Linked DNA regions of Mus musculus: region 1 is linked to region 2. The links are chromatin loops, found by intact Hi-C in ENCODE. Cell type or tissue: left cerebral cortex. All regions are shown on one strand. Each heading gives the region's core, and the rest is flanking DNA. Links, peaks and the distances in the headings are about the cores only.

Region 1 (8,692 bases), core at 1-8,000, 110 kb before region 2:
CTTGATAATCCACAAGTTGTTGTAGTCCTTATGCAAATAGGTGGTAACCTAAGTGGAGGGCAGAAGGAAAGGAGGAGGTATCATTATGATCCGCACAGCTGGACACGCACACTCCCCAGCAAACTAACACCACTTGAACATCTTTCAGGATCCCCAGCTACCAACCCAGGAAGCCACATTTCCCAGTGGGACTCAGAAATGGCACTCCTGAATAAGATTTTCTCCATTTTACAGAATTTTGAGGCCCTACCCTTTAAGAACTGCTAAATTTCTTTTTCTTTTGGTATATTGTCAATCAAGTTTCAGCTGTCTTGAGGGAGGACCATTATACGTGTCTCCACATAGAAGCAGCAGATTTAACCTATTTAAAAAGTCATCAGGATAATGCCTCAGGGCTGGAGAGTTGACTCAGAGGTGAAGAGCACTGGCCACTCTTCTGGAGGACCCAGGTTCAAATCCCAGCACCCACGTGTCGGCCCACGTCTGCCTGTAACTCCAGTTCCAGGGAATCCAACACAGATATATGTGTAGGCAAAACACCAATGTACATAAAATAAAAATAAATCACTAAAAAATATGCCCTGAGCTGGGGAGACAGCTCAGTTGATAAGGTCTTGCTGCACAGACATGAGAATCTGAGTTTGATACCCAACACACATGTCAAAACAAAACCAACAAAACAAAAAAACTGGTGTTCTGAGAAGACAGTACCTAGGCTTTGCTGGCTAGGCAGTTTAACTAAACCAGTGAACTCCAGACTCAGTGAAAGACACTTTCTCAAAAAACAAGGTGGAGAGTGACTATGGAAAGCACCTGACATTGACATCTGGCCTCCTCATGCACATACACACCTGTGTACCCACGTCTCAATCCCATGCATACTTACAAAAAACAACCAAACCTACTATTTTTCCTAATATGTGGGTAAACAACACTAAAATGCTCCATAAATATCTCATGCTAAAGCTGTAACCCATAGCCATAATTGACTTATTAAAAAACTATGTATAAACTCATGAATGTTTATAATATAGTGGTGGATCTAACAGCAAAAACTTAGGCATAAAATAAACATCTATTAAGAGGACTAGTTAACATGATACTGTATACATGGAATAGAGTATCATACACAGGTAAAAATGTTTTGGAGCATTTTTTAAAGCAGCATGCAAAAGTGGCTCATGAATGCTCACACCCAAAGCAGCTCCCACTCAGCAGCAGGCATTATTCTGAGCATCAGACAAGTCCCACCCTGCTCAATCAGTACCACGGCTCTGGGCTACAGATGCTACTACTTCCCCCGCAATATTACAAAGAAATAGGTGAGGTCATTTGTTCAAGATGACACAGCTTATATAGTTTGAGGAGTCAGGATTCCAAGCAGGGCAGCTAACTCCAGTGCTCCCAAGAAGAAAGACAAAAAATATACAATTATGCCAGATATGTAAACAAATATAGAAACAACAGAAATGCAGGCATTTTTTTTCCTGTTTTTCTTCTAACTTCAATTAGATTCAACACGACTAATTTACTTTAAAAAAAAAGTTGGGAACTAGCACGTATGGGAAATCACTCTGCATAAACTATGGTAATATTTGAGTTATTTGAATGGAATTTGCATTGTTTCTCAAAAAAAAAACCCAAATGATTAAGGATACATAAAAGCTAAAACATTTTGGCTCACATTTACAAAGTAAGGTCCAGTTTATCTACTGGGATTTGTTCACATATGTCAGGGTCCTGTAGGCCCTGCACATACAGAGGGAATGGTTTCTGTTCTTATAAGAGCCATTATCAAAATTCTCCCAGGAAAAATACTGTTTATCAGAAGTATAGCCCCTTCCCATTCCCATAGAAACGTTTGTTTCCGTAGGTGGAGTTTTTATACAGGTCTCCTAGGAACTCAGATACCTAATTATAGTAGAATGTTCCAAAATGTCTGAAAAAAAATGCAGATCTTCTGAGATTATAAGTAGCTTTGTTTCTTTTTTAAAATACTTTTCTAAACTTTTCGATTTTATTTTATAGACATTAACTGTCTTAAATCATTGTAGAACTGAGACCTAAGCCTGTTGTGGAACTATTCCCTCTTCTCATCACTCTCCAGGCCGGGAGCTGTGCTAGGCACAGGAGAATTCCAGGATCTGGCAAAATGAAGGGAGAAGCAAAACCCTCACGGTCCCTTAAAAAAGTTACCCAGAGGTAGGCAGAAACGGCAAGAAAGGATCTGATAAAGGGGGAAGGGCACCAATCTGGGGGGTGGGAGGAATCATGAGACAGACAGAGGGGAAACCTTGAGCTAAAATCTAAAGAAGCTAAAGTTAACCACAAAAAGAAGGGAAGGAACAAGGAAATACTTCAGTCAATAGAAAATGGGTGAACCACAGATGACAAGCAAGAAAGTGAATGACAGGTTCAGTCACAAAGGGCAGTTCAGTGTGGCTGCCACCATACTTCACCTGGTTACCCACCTGCTGCTGGCGAGCACCAATGCCCTCAGGGTAGAGGTGCCTATGAGAGTGCAGGTAGCCAATGGCCATCCGGAGATTCTTCACAGTGATTACAGAGCCATACGCCAGGTCTGGGGGAGGGGAAAGACATCAGATAGATACCAGGCTGGGGGAAGAGGGATTGGGGGGTGGGGAGCTGCTGCAAGCCATAAGCCTCACAATCCTCTTAGAGACATCATGGGGCCCAGGCCAGCCTAGCCTGGAGTCCTAATTGCCTTCTCACTGCAATGGGAGCAACTCAAGAGGAAGCTCCCCACATTCACATCATGCCTAACCCAGCCCCAGCACGAGCACTTTGCTTCAGACTCCACACTCCCCTATGCACTGCTCTTCCACAGCTCTCTTCTCATTCCTCTCTCTCTTGCATGCTCCTCTTACCAGCCTCTGTATAGTCAACTGCCTTACGTCTGAAACATCTCCTAAGCTGCCCTGAACAAATTTCAGTCCAAAGCTCCCTCTCTAAGGACTAATGCCAGATGCTGCCCCTCCATCCAGTGCTTTCTCTTGCCTTCCTGGTTCTCACCACTGTGTTCCTGGCACTGGGACTCAGGAGAGTGAAGGGCATCCTGCTCTCAGAGCCTCGGTGCCATCTCTTTTTCTCCCTTGCCTGTCCCTCTTGGGTATACTCTTGGCTGTCCCTGAATGGTAGGTACAGCCCTAAAATGACTTCTAGTGGATGCACCTATCATCCTAGACATACTATAATTTATTCCAGCCATACTAACTCCACAATACACAGCATTCCTAGCTGCCGGCCTGCTCAGAAACTTCCATGTTGTCCAATACCTTAAGTATCTCACGCCCTCATCATCTGGGTTCCAACTGTCTTCCTAACTTAAGATTCCAGCCTCAGCATATAATGTGGGCCTTGAGTTTACCCTGCCCTTGGCTTTGACCATCCATCCCTTCTGCCTAACACGACCTCTCGCTCCTCAATGCCTGCGGACCCTTACTTATCCCTGCAGGTCCGACACCAAGGCAAACCTTTCCATGCGTGTACATGGAATCCCCTTAAGCTGCTTCCTAGCACTGACTAATCATGGGCTTTAATCCCCAGTACTGTATTCCACCCCTCAGAGTTACTTTCTTTGAGACAATCTATGAAGCCCTTACTGTCCTGGAACTCACTATGTAGATCAGGCTGGCCTCAAACTCAGAGCTCTGCCTGCCTCTGCTGGGATTAAAGGTGTGTGCCTCTTCCCCTGGCTCTGTATTTCCCTTTTATGTACTTAACCCGCGAATGGATGTCCGTCATGTCAGACTATCCCTGGAAGGTGAACACCTAACTATTCCCTGTGACTGTGTACATAATTGTATATGTATGTATGTATGCACAAAACTATTAAAAAACTGGTGCAGCCTACAACTGCTGCTGCAAGGCTTTGCTCTGTGACCACATTCTCTCAGAATGGCCTTCTTACAGTGCTGGCTTTGAGAGCTACAAAGTTCTTTTGCATACTATAATAATGCTGGGTTTTCTCTCTCCCAATTTGCTATTTATAGACAAAACAAACAAACAAACAAACAAACAAACCCCAATAAACAAAACCCAAGTTTCAGGCTTAGCTTTTTAGGTTCAACTCCCAGGAAAGCCTCATGTCAGCACACTCACGTTCAGGGATAGAAGCATTGTGAAGGCTGTTCCCTGAAAGCCGGGCTTGAAAGGCAGAACTGAAGAAGCCATCACCAGGACCACTGTGCAGAAAGAAGAAGCACAAGAGAGTCAAGAAAGTAAATGCTACCATGTCCAGCCAGGTGGTGGGAGCGCACACCCTTGATCCCATTACTCAGGAGGCAGAGGCAGGAGAATCTCTGTGAGTGCAAGGCCAACCTGGTCTACAAAGCAAGTTCCAAATCAGCCAGGGCTACAGAGAGAAACCCTGTCTCAAAAAACAAAACAAAACAAACAAAGCTGCCATTTCTCAATAGCCCTTAGTTACTTCAAGAGGAGATTTGAAAATGTGAAGGGCAGGGTGATCTCATGAAACAAACAAGGATGACAGAGTTGGAGAAACTACAATTTAAATTCCACCTTATGAGCTTCGTGACGTGGGCAATGCTCCTAGCCTTATTTAACCTTAGTTCTTCTTCTTTTTTTTAATTTTTAAAGATTTATTTATTTATTTTTATGTAAATGCACACACTGCAGCTGTCTTCAGACACACCAGAAGAGGGCATCGGATCCCATTACAGATGGTTGTAAGCCACCATGTGGTTGTTGGGAATTGAACTCTAAACCTCTGGAAGAGCGGTCTTAACTGCTGAGCCATCTCTCCAGCCCCATAGTTCTTCATTTATAAATAGGCGATTTTTAAAAAGCCAAAAGAACTCACTAATAATGATAGCTAATTGAGGCTGTGCATAATGCTAAACCCAGTTTTTTTTTTTGTTTTGTTTTGTTTTTTTTGGGTTTTTTTTTTGTTTTTGTTTTTGTTTTTTTTTTTTTTTTGGTTTTTCGAGACAGGGTTTCTCTGTGTAGCCCTGGCTGACCTGGAACTCACTTTGTAGACCAGGCTGCCCTTGAACTCAGAAATCCCCCTGCCTCTGCCTCCTGAGTGCTGGGATTAAAGGCGTGCACCACCACTCCCGGCTAAACCCAGTTCTTAGCAACTAGTAGCTACTTATTAAATGAGTTGTTACTGTTGGTGTCCTGGTTATCAGCACAGCACTGCAACCCTGGTATCCATCCCCGCTAAAGTGAAAGGCCTCCCTTCAATTAGAGAGTAGGAACACTGAGGCTATTAGGGAATCCTCTGCCTCCTTTAATTGTGGCTTTGGGTGCTGGGTTTTCTGAGCATACCTTAGGGTATGCAGAAGAGAAAGCACAGGGGAGCAGGAGAGTGTCCCCACCTTCATCCTAACCTCAGGCCTGGGAATCACACCGCCCCCATATAGGCTGAGGTGTCAGACAAAGACCAGAAGCAAGAAGGGAAAGGTTCTGGCTGTACCTTTTATTCAGCACCATGACATGAACAGCAAAAATGGTCACATAGAGCACCAAAGGCAGCACTATGAGGCACAGGATGCGAGCAGTTAGGTGCTTCCCCACAGTCACCTGCAACAGAACCATCACAGGGGTGTGCACACGAATCTTCTCTATACTCAGCATGAGTCACATTGGAAAGAATAGTAAGCGGAAACCCTAAGCCTTTCTTTCTATACTACCCTCCACCCTCCCACACACCTACTCCTCCACACACACATGCACACACACATGCACACACACATGTACACGCACATGCACACATACACTTCAAGGAGATAATATAGGCCAGCTCCCTGTTGTCCTTCCAGGCACTGAGCCCGTGACCACTGACAAGGTAAGGCTATTGTTGAACAATGGCTTCCAGCTCACTGAACTTTCCCTAAAGTTTGCCAAGGCTCCCTGTACTGACTATGCCAACCCCTTATCACATGGCCAACTGTTGCTGGCCTTAACCTCACAAGGCTCCTTGGAGCACCTGAGCTTGGGCTCTATTCAAAGTAGGATTGTAATAGGTCCTCTCCTCTTCTCTCCTCCCCTCCTACAACCCCCTCCATGGGTTCCAGAGGGCAGAGATCATGTTGTAGTCACCCATACATTCCCAGCACTCTGCATTTAGTAAATGGTCTCTATGTCTTTTCTGAAGGAATAAACATGTTGACATGTTAGAAATTTGGTAGTTGAGCCCTGGAGCTTGCCTAACCCAAGCTTGAGTCATAGATTTCCCTCTTACCACCTGTAATACCTGTAGGACCTTGGGAAAGTTCTCTCTCAGGGTTTCAAATTCCTCATTTGTCTAATCAGTGAATGGTAATGAACACCCACCCATAAGATTTTAATGATAATATAAAAAGGCAAACCATTTTATACAGTGTCTGGCACTAAATCAACTCTTGATTACTAATATAGTAATTTTAAAAATCCTAACAGTGTTTAATTGGTTTCCATATACAGAAACCCTTGGTCAGAAAAAGAAATTGTAAATTCAGAAGTTCAGAATCATCCCAGTCATTTGTCCTCATTGGCCTTGGCCTGAGTCCAGCTCAACAGCCTCTTCTGGCTGGCTGGGAAACTTAAAAGAAATGGAGGGAGTGGGGGGAAGCAACGACAAAAGAGAACGGCAGGTTGTCACTCCACTGCTCCCTTTATACCACTCCAGCCCCACTCCAGCCCCACTCCCTGATATCCTGCTGTCTACAGAGGAAAGCTGTGTCTGTCCATCTGTCCATGGCCCAGACACAGAGCACAGGGCACAGCCACTCCTTCTCCCTAAGACAGAAGCAGAGAGAGGCTAATGGTAAGCAGCACTGTGGAACAAAGACATTTCCACAAGCGCTTGAGTTCTCACCAGTGAAAGGCTGAGGTCTCCAAACAGATGCCAGAGGTCTGAAATAGTGTTCAACCCCACTTGCACGATGATAAAGAGGCCAACAAATTTGACCCCTAAAGCACCAGCGAGACTAATGCCAGTCAGGCTGAGCCAGAACCACCAGGGGGCAGAGAAAGGCCTAGAAACCAATAAGACAAAGTTTAGTTTGGCTACTAGAAACAAACTGGAAATCAAGAGCACCACCTAGATGGGCTATGCTGCACCTAAGCCTGGGGGGTTCTTAACACCAGGGGACTGTGGCAAGGCTTCAAGGAGGTTGTGCTCCATCAAGGCCCTCAAACTACAGGCAAGTCACTGTGAGAGAAAGTAGCATGTTGTTCTGTGGAGGAGGCTCCATGCTACTCCTGGCTAAGCATAGGCCCTTCTATGTAGAGACTTATTCTTTACTAGCAACAAGTCCGGGAGACATAAGAGGAAATCCCAGAAAAGTTCTCTGGACTCAAGTCAGACTTATCCTTTGTGTCACCTCTGGGCCTGCCAAAGAGCATTTGTTGAATGTTCATTACATATTAGGCACTACTCCAAGAATTATCCCCCTATTCTCATCATACCCCCGTAAGCCAGAGCTCATTATCCTCTTTTTATACATAAGGAAACAGAAGCACAAAGAGTCTAAGCAATGTCGCTTGCATGAGATGACCACAGTTCAAGGCAGGCAATCAGCTACAATGTTGATGTTCCTTATCAGCCTGCTGTACTGACAGCTGATTTCCTGACCATCTGCCACTTCCCTTGCCAGAATGAATACTTCTTAAGGCCAGCACCCTAGTTCTTCTGCCCTTCTCTCCTGGCATGGTACCTGGCGTATAGTATGTATTCATAAAATAGGAGATGGGTCTGGAGATACAGCTCATTGACGGAGGCTTGCCAAACACGAGGCCCTGGGCTCAACCCGTGATACTACTTTTTAAAAAGCAGGTAGAACTGAAGTGGAAGAAACATAAGATAACACTAAACCAGAGTAGGCTGCTAGTCACTGGCTGGGTCAAAACACATTACTTCCTGGGACAGCCTAGGATATACCAGCTCTTTTGAACTTTGAAAATATGGAATGACCTACTCTACTCCCTCAAAGGCAGGAGAAGGATCCAGAAAAATAGAAGGGTTCTGAAAGTAGACCAAACTCCAGATCAGTTTTAAAGCTGGGTCTGGGAGGGTCCTCTTGGCTGGTACGGAGAATTCGCCATGTCAGCATGGACGGCAGCCTTGAGGCAGGGAGACAAGTGGGTCTGAGGCAGTATCTACCCCGGATGGAGAGTGCGCAGGATGAGATGTCCCTGAGCTCCTTGGAGCAGCACTGGCGATAAGGGGCAGCTGATAAGGCACTGTGAGGAGGCAGCATCAGGACTCCCGTAATACCCATAAGCCCTTGGATACCGACCGACTTGAACATTAAAACACCTCTTAACAACTGACATCTTCTCAGTCTTGTGAAAACCCAAACTACAAGCATCCATTAGAGAAAACATTTTAAAATTAATTTTTCATTATCTAAAAAACAAACAAATGAAAAGCATGCTCCTCTTAAACTCAGCTTGAATCAAAATCCTTTAAGTACCCGCTTGGCCCTGGCACAATCAAACTTCTGGGGCTGCCATGGCTTCTGACCCCCACCCTCTCACCCCAACCGAGATGGTATTGCTGACCTGTTAGCACAGGAGTTGTACTTGACCATGCTCAGCATGGCCGCCATGATGAAGAACATCAGGATGGGGTCAAGGAGGATGTACTGGGATAGAGTGAGGCATCCTGTGTCTGAAAAACAGGAGCTGGCTGGTCAAAATGCAGAGTCATGAAAGAGATCTCTGA
Region 2 (8,750 bases), core at 1-8,000:
CAGCTACAGTGTGCTTATATATAATAAATAAATAAATAAATAAATAAATAAATAAATAAATAAATCTTTAAAAAACCAAAATAATTAAAAAAAAGAAAATGAACAATTTAGTAGTACATTCAGAATGTTGTGTGACTATCTCATTTTTTTTCTAAGATTTTTTTATTTTATTTATATGAGTACACTATAGTTGTCTTCAGACACATCAGAAGAAGGCATCAGACCACATTACACATTATAGATGGTTGTGAGCCACCATGTGGTTGCTGGGAATTGAATTAAAGACTTCTGTAAAAGCAGTATCTCAGGGTTTTACTGCTGTGAACAGAAACCATGACCAAGGCAACTCTTATAAGGATAACATTTAACTGGGGCTGGCTTACAGGTTCAGAGCTTGAGTCCATTATCATCAAAGTGGGAGCATGGCAGCATCCAGGTAGGCATGATGCAGGAGGAGCTGAGAGGCAAACAGGAGAATATGGGCTCCCAGGAAGTTAGGACAGGTTCTTAAAGGCCACACCCACAGTGACACACCTACTTCAACAAGGCCTCATCTAATAGTGCCACTCCCTGGGCCAAGTGTATACAAACCACCACAAGCAGTCAGTGCTCTGAACCAATGGACCCTTCTCTCCAGCTCTGACTATCTCATTTTTTTTTACATGTCACTTGCAAGTTTATTTGCTGGATTTAGAGTACAAAGAAAAAAAAATACAAAATAAAGAAAGAGAAAAAAGATTGTTTCTGTTTCTTGTCAGAATATTTCAAACAAATCAGAAATTTAAATATGAAAACATCAAAAATGGTAATTTAACAATGAATCCTTTTTTGAAGAGGTAGCAATTGTACATAATTAATTGTTAAGAGGATAATCATTATTCAAGCTAAGGACAGGTGATTCTCTCACAAACCTCATAATGAGACATGGAGTCCCATGATGAGAGATGGAAACCCTGGGTCTCCAAGAATTCTTCACCAGCACATCTCAGTAAGAAGCATGTCAGGTCCAGGATGAGTGGCAGCCTTATTTTTTCTAATTTTAAAGTTTCTCACGCTCTTCCTGAAGAGGATGACTATCACAGAAGAGTTCATGCCAAGCCTGTGTGTGACTCAGGTCACTGTCTTGTGTTGTCTTTCATCAGGTTGGAGTTGCCCCATCAGGTCCTCCTTCCTAATAGTGACTCCTGCAGATGACTCCTTAAACTTTAGTCTGTGAGGTAGTTCTGGTCTACACTGTTTCACCCTACTGTGTACACAGTAAACCATTCCTCCTGTTCTAGTCTGAAGGCAGAATACATGTTCCACAGGAATGCACTTTTCCTTTCACTTTTTGGGCAGTGAGCATAATCCGGCCATGTTGCAAGCTCAGAGCTTGCTTAGCCTTCCCTCAGTACTCAGCAGTTGAGGTAGAAGCACAACACACCAATTCACTTAAACTCTCACAATAGCATGGAACCTGCTACATGATTTCGGGGACTATCTCATTTTTATACCCACAAAAAGAAATCCTATTTGCATTAAGCCTTGACTCCCCACTCCTCTCCAATTCCAAACTCCTGGAACCACTATTGATTCCTACATACAGATTTACGTAGTTCAGATAATTCATAAAAATAAATCGTACCATTTGTCACCTTTTATGTTTGGCTTCTCTAGTCCCCTCTTACAGAAATGGACACAGCAGGATGTCACATTCTTGCAAGTGATGTTTCCTGTTCTAAATGAAAGAGGAACTCAAAAGCTGCCAGACCTGTATGACTAACACAGCATCCTGCAGATGTCAATTTTAGACACACGTTTGTACATTCTTAAAAATGGAGATTCAGTGTTACAGCTTTGTAACATGGCAACTTGGTTAGACCAAAATGCTTTCCAGAATCCCTTCCTTGTATGTTTCTGGTTAGAGAGTACCACAAGGGATGTTGTGAAGAATCTAGCATGTGGAAATAAAATAGCAGCCAGTTCCTGTTTTGAGTTGCGATGCCACATTGTTACTTACCTGGTTGGATGTCTTGGTGTCGTTCAGTAGCTAGGCCTGTAACTGCTCCACCTGCTCCTGGCCTTCCTTATGGGGCTCACTCCTGGGCCAGGTCATATTCAATTCCATGACAAAGACCACCAACTGTTCCTGCAACATATTACTCTACTGAGGTTTCAGGCATGCATCCTAGCCTCTGTGCTGAGTGGTTTTATGTAAACTTGACACAAGTTAGAGTTATCTGAAGGGAGGGAAACGTAAGATTCAGCTATAAGGCATTTTCTTAATAAGTGATTGATGGGAGATGGCCCAGTCCATTGTGTGTGGTGCCATCCCTGGGTTGATGGTCCTGGGTTCTATAAGCAGGCTAAGCAAGCCATGAAGAACAAACCAGTCAGTGACCTGTGCTCCTTCATGACCTCTGCTTCAGCCCCTGCCCTTAGGTTTCTGCCCTTTGAGTTTCTGTCCTGACTTCATTGATGAACAGTGATCTAGAAGTGTAATCTAAATAAACCCTTTCCTCTCCAATTTGCTTTGGTCATGGTGTTTTATCACAACAATGGTAGTCCTAAGACAGTAACTCTCAGTTCTAGCCAAGCCCTGTGTCCCTTTATAGCTATCTTTCCTCTCTCACCTCTCTCCCTGAAAAATTCAGTCTCTCACCAGGCACAAAAGCAACTGCTTTATACAGAGTGTTAGCCGCCATCTTGACTGGGTTCACATCCCTGTAACAACGTATACCAGGAGGTTGGATAGATAACTATCTACACCCTCAGTGGTTCTGCTTCTCCACTACATCTGATACTGTAACAAATTAAACCCACTTCTTCAACAGTAAGAAAGGACACAGAGGAAAGTAATCAAGTATGAGGCTACCTGGAAATGTGGATGACTGCAAAATGCAGATCCCTTTAAAGTAGAAATCTTTATCATCTCTATGCATAGTGTGTGCGCATACAGACATGTGAAGGTCAAAAGACAATTTATGAGAGTCAGTTCTCAAGTTCTACCATGGTGGGGTCTAATGATTAAACTCGGGTCTTCAGACATGGTGAAAGGCACAGACACCCCCCCCCCAAAAGTAGGATTAAACACTGCTATTACTAATGTTTTTGGCAGGATAATTCTTGCTGTGGGGACCTGTCCTGTGCGTGACTGGGTATTTAGCAACACACTCCCAAGTTTGACAGTAAAAAGTGCCTTCAGACATTGCCAAATGTTTCCTGCAGCTCAGATGTTTCCATGCCTTTAGCTAAGCCTAGAGCATGCTGCATGCGGTGTACATTACCTGGTCTCCTTCCCCTTCACCCACTTGTCAAGAGTGTAGAACGCCAGTCAGACTTCGGTCCTACTTTTCTACAGATGAAGATGGGTCCACAGAACAAGGGCCCTCTCCCTAGCACTAGTTTGTCAGCAAGATTGCTGAGGCAAGAACTCAGGTCTTCTGTGTCTTGTACTAGTGCTATTAACCATATCCTCCTGCCTTGCTGGGATACTGTGACACTATAATGTGATGACAGGCTGCTGATAGTCAGAGGTGCAATTACATCATCATTATGGACTAAGTAACCAGATGGGGAAGAGGAGGCACAAGGAATGCAACAGTTTTATTAGGAGTGTAGGCATGTCAGGGAAATCCTGTTCAGGGAGGCACAGGGCAGAATGGAACACTGCTCAAGTCCCCAGCAGGCTAACAGGGCCTCTACGGAGATATCTAAACAAGGTGCTACTTGTGGCTGCTTCTGGTGAAATGATTTTTGCCTGAAAGAGCGCTCCAGCACTGGTGAATCTGAATTCCATGTAAGACTGTGTCTGACACAGAAACAGAAGACGTGCTGAAGCAGATGGCTCACCACCTGGACAGTGTGCAGGTGTCAGAGGGACCCTATATCCCTCACACGTCCCTACACAAAGTTGACAGGGACAGTGCCGTGACAGCAGGTAGATACTGGCTGAAGGTACACAATGTGTAGGAAGTGTCTGTCATTGATGAGTGGCCCTGTGTCTTGAGAACTTGGGTCTGGTTTCCAGCAGGTCCTGAGCAATACTGATATCCCTTTCCGAGGCCCCTGAAGAGTCAATTTAGTTCTGTTCTGACTCCTTTAGAGTGAAATGCCTATGCCCAACACCAGGTTCTGGGTAAGAACAGCTGAAAGGACAGAGGAATGTCACTGCCACCCCGAGACACTTGTGGCTTAGTCCCGACGTGTTTCTGGAGTGGTCACTTTTCTCTGAGCACAGGCATCTTGCCCAGGATGGGCCCCCACCTTTCCACAGGCACCGGTGCAGAGCATCTTTCTTGAGAGTCCGAGCCTTTAGCTACTGGCCTGTAAGTAATGTCCCCTGGACAGATCAGTCTGAAGATACATGTGCTCAAAGGCTGGTTTCTGTCCCTAAACCAGCAGGCACTGCCTGTGAATGACAGGCTCACGTGTAGAATGCTGTGACTCTCCTAAGAAGAGAGCTCTCTGTTTTCATAGGCAGAAAGAAAAGTAAGAAGCGAGGAGGCTTCAGGGTAGCAAAGGACCCTTAGTTCTTCCATCGAATTTGCTGTGAAGAAAGCAGACAAGGAAGGCATGATCAGTTGTCACTTACCACTACAGTGAGGGAGAGGAGATGAAAATCAGAATGGGATTGGGACTGTTGAGTTCTTTTGTCTGTTTGGGGCAGGGTGTCTCTATGTAGCCCAGTCTAGCCTGGAACTCAGTGTATATTGCAGTCTAACCTCAAACTCCTGATCTTCCTGCCTTAACTTGCAAGTGTGAGGGATTGTGGACATGCACTAGCAAAGAATCAGTTTTTAACTCTGTGTGTACCGAGATCAACCTTACATATCAGATGCTATCTACCTAGTTTTTTGAAATAGGCTCTTTTACTAGCCTGGAACTTGCCAATTAGGCTGGGCTGACCAGTGAGCCCCAGAGATCTGCTGCCTCTGCCTCCCTAGTGCTGGGAATTCAAGCACATGCCATGTGTCCAGCCTTTATGTGGGTGCTGGGGACCAAACTCAGATCCTTGTGTATACATGGCAAGTACTTTATTGATTAACCATCACCTTAGAAGATTTTTCTTTTTAGCATGTGGGAGTTCATTTATCCAGAGAAAGATTAAATACCTGTTCTGTATTTTACAGATTGCCAGTTTAGAGCATTAATCTGGCTTTGCCCTCCTTAGTGCTAAGATTCACTAGTATTAGGTGACTAAGCACAGGTATCAAATACCTAATATTAAATTCTATGCTAATGAAAAGCTCAGTGATTTCATACGGATAACCAGGACTTTTGAAATAGCTAATTCTATTTCATTTTCTTATTTCCAACAGGCAGGTCACAGCCTAGAGGGATCATACGCCTGGCTACTGAGTCTCTATCAGGTGCTGTGTCGTTCCTGATCTCTATTAGGTCTAATGATGATCAGTGCACCACAGTTATGCTCCATGCTGAGGTCTTCATATCTCACTTCAGTATTTCTTAACTCTCTGTGTGTACAGATGCACATGGGCTAAGGACAGATCAGATGTATCACATGCTATCTACCTTGGGGTTTTTTGTTTGTTTGTTTTTTGATTTGTTTTGGTTTTGGTTTTTTGAGACAGGGTTTCTCTGTGTAGGTCTCTCTGGCTGTACTGGAACTCACTCTGTAGACCAGGCTGGCCTCAAACTCAGAAATCTGCCTACCCCTGCCTCCTAAGTGCTGGGATTAAAAGCGTGTACCACCACTGCCCGGCTTTACCTTGTTTTTTTGAAACAGGGTCTCTTACTAGCCTGGAACTTGCCAATTCATATCTCAAAAGTGATTTCTACTGTTCAAAAATAGTACTTTTGCTCCTCCATCCCACAGGTGGGTCTTGTATCCATGTGGCTCAGCTCAGTGCATCTGCCTAGATCTTGGAGCATACACTGGCTGCTCCCCTGTGCATGCTCTCCTAGGCTGCCTGGAGGGTAGGTTACCGAGCTGCTGAGAATGGCGTCAATCTTCTCTTCCTCGGCGGATCCTTTGTCTACTTTGCTCCTGTATGCAAGCAACTGCTGACGATCCTTCAGGTCTCGGCAAGTCTGTACAAAAAAACACAATCAAATTCCTACTCAGCCTCTCTCTATACAGAACTCACTCTTTCTGCCACGGTTTCTTTGCTCCTGGGCTCAAGAAAAAGACAGCAGACGAGAGTAAGATGATGTGCATAAAGCACCCAGAGAACCCCAAGCTGGAGATTGTTACAGAGCTTACATAGCTTCATTCAGTTCTTTTTTCTTTAATATTATTTATTTTTTATTTATATGAGTACACTGTAGCTGTCTTCAGCCACACCAGAAGATGGCATCAGATCTCATTACAGATGGTTGTGAGCCACCATGTGGTTGCTGGGATTTGAACTCAGGACCTCTGGAAGAGCAGTCAGTGCTCTTAACCACTGAGTCATCTCTCCAGCCCCTTCATTTAGTTTTAATGACTTCAAAAAACTAAAAGCTGAGAATTCAATTCGGAGACCGGGAAAACAATACAGGAGTGTTGGTCTCCAAACTAATTCTCGCCAGACTATTCTGACTGTTCAGTCAAAGCCGCTGGAAGATTTCAGATCTGGGGCAAAGGCTGTATTTCTGATTCTTCACCCAGGACCTAACTCAGGGTTCTCCCTTCTTGCAGACTCACATCAATGACGACATCATGGCACTTGAACTTAGTAGCTAAGTTCAACTTGGTGTCCACATCTTCCACCAGATTGACATATTCCTGCAGTATCTGTAGGAAAACATTCTCTGATTAATGACAGAGACACGGGGCTCCCTGGGTAGAAAAAGCAAGTTGTAAACAAGGGAGAACTCAGCACCCCGTGTTTGCAAAGCCAACGTGAAGCACAGTTTTACAGTGGAAGCGGGGATGCTCAGCAGCACTTCCCTGCTACCTCAGGAGAAAGGGAAGAGCAGTCCTCCTTACCCTGCAGCCAGGTCCAGAGGCCACAGCACTCTAGAGATGGGCCAGGGTAGGCCTACTGCTCCTAGGCTATAGGGAATTCTTCTCAATTATCTGAACAGTACATAGTTCTCTATATGGCTAAGCACAGGAGCTGTTCCTCAAAGAGGGCCTGAAATTACTTTGTTTCTCCATGTCCTTTTTCTTCTATGTCAGGCCTCGCACAGCCACAGTGCCACCATGAGGATAGCTCACATCCCACCACTAGCTCTTTTTCAAAGCCATTACCTGGACAGGGGCACTGTTCTTGTGCAAAATTTCCACAACTCGATGGAAGCCAATGGGTGCTCTCTTCTTGGTGTAACCCAACCAGTTCTGGAAGAAAAGGCAGCAACAGGTGGGCCAGACATCATTAACACACTGGCCTCAGCTCATGTGCCTTTCATGGTCATATCAGAGAAGCATGGTAGACAGACAGGAAGAGGTGAGGGGTAGAGAAACCGTGAGAGATGAACTTTCTTAGAAAAGCCAAGGAGTGTAGAGGGGAGAAAAGAGTAAGACATATATAATAAAATGAGGTCTTTGATCTTGACAGTAATGCATGGAAACAGTCTGTGAAATGTTCCAAAATGGAACAAGTAATGAATAACATATACACCATAAGTTTTTAAGTACAAAAAATTCTACTTCTCCACCTTTACATGCATAAGGAATTACTTATTTGTAAACTCATACAGTAGGATCTAGGAAGCTACTGACAACCATGAATTTCCCTGAATGAGGTTGGAACACGGACACAGTGACATCTGAACCTCTTCTTAAGGTGTTTGTGCTGGGAAGTGAGTCCAACTTTGCACATGCTGCCTATGCCCTCCATGACCACGAGCACAGCCCTCACCCTCTCAGTCTCATATACTTAGACACTTTCATATACAGTGTCAATTTTTCTGTGAGTGTGGTTTTCTTTAGTAGTTAATAAATAAGAAGAAAAATCAGAAAATTCTCAAGGCTAGAATGAAAAACTATATTTACATTTTAAACCAACTTATATGGAACCACAAAAGATCTCAAATAACCAAACCAATCCTGAAAAAGAAAACTGTGTGTGCATGCAATGCATACACACACACATAACACGGGTGATGTAGGATGGATGCTATTAGTATGAACTGTAGTAATCATTCCAATATAAAAACCAAAATTCCATACTGCACACTTTATAGTACATAATGATCAACTTTCAAATATATATAATATTTATATATGTATGTATATATGTATGCATATACACATGTACACATATGTATGTGTACATAAATATATATACACACATAATATATATATATATAATATATTAATAGAGAATACAATCGTATCCAAAGATTGGATAGATTATATTGGATCCTAATAAATTAAATATACAATTAAAATATATAAATATAAAAATTGAAAACAGGGGCTGAAGAGATGGCTCAGAAATTAAGAGTATCCATTGCTCTTGTAGAGGCCCTGGGTTCGAGTCCCAGAACCCACATGGTGGCCCACAACTATCTATAATTCTCACTTACATGGTACAATGAATCACATAAATCTAAAAGCAAAACAAAACAAATCAAAACAAACAAACAAAACCCTAAAAGCAGTAAAGAGCTAATTTAAAAGTGATGTATATATGGCAGATATTTATGATAATATAATTTACTAATACTAAATTTCTTGGGGCTGGAGAGATGGTAGTGAAGAGCACTTGCTGGTTTTCCAGAGGAGCTAGGTTCAATTCCCAGCACCCACATGGTGGCTCCCAGCCATCTCAGCCATCTCTAACTGCAGTACTAGTTCCCTCTTCCCACCCCCCTAGGTG

Evidence for each region. A loop is a pair of places that touch in the nucleus more often than their neighbours do. Peaks named below come from ENCODE experiments on the same cell type or tissue, not always from the same donor. Only the 100,000 strongest peaks of a DNase experiment are listed, where the experiment ranks them.
Region 1: a loop joins it to region 2, with 4 times the contacts of the local background. A loop is called at or near these places in 8 of 42 quality-filtered maps.

What each region holds. Positions count from the first base shown.
Region 1 is chr12:87,124,831-87,133,522 of GRCm38, forward strand. It overlaps Pomt2 (protein-O-mannosyltransferase 2), which reads right to left. Exons shown (of 21, transcript NM_153415.4): 5 at 8,530-8,638; 6 at 6,842-7,001; 7 at 5,459-5,565; 8 at 4,123-4,205; 9 at 2,472-2,581; 10 at 1-48. Among named protein-coding and RNA genes, the nearest start is that of Gstz1, 19 kb to the right of the region's middle. In left cerebral cortex, for the core only: CTCF peaks have their summits at 4,716 (motif pointing right) and 6,984 (motif pointing right); DNase peaks (open chromatin) are centred at 1,252, 5,643 and 6,950.
Region 2 is chr12:87,235,309-87,244,058 of GRCm38, forward strand. It overlaps Noxred1 (NADP+ dependent oxidoreductase domain containing 1), which reads right to left and starts at 3,293. Exons shown (of 8, transcript NM_027744.1): 1 at 3,267-3,293; 2 at 2,000-2,128. Vipas39 (VPS33B interacting protein, apical-basolateral polarity regulator, spe-39 homolog) reads right to left here. Exons shown (of 20, transcript NM_001142580.1): 17 at 7,178-7,264; 18 at 6,629-6,718; 19 at 5,929-6,033; 20 at 3,567-4,528. The coding sequence ends at 4,508. In left cerebral cortex, for the core only: no CTCF peak of the experiment used is centred there; DNase peaks (open chromatin) are centred at 1,766, 1,989, 3,722 and 7,174.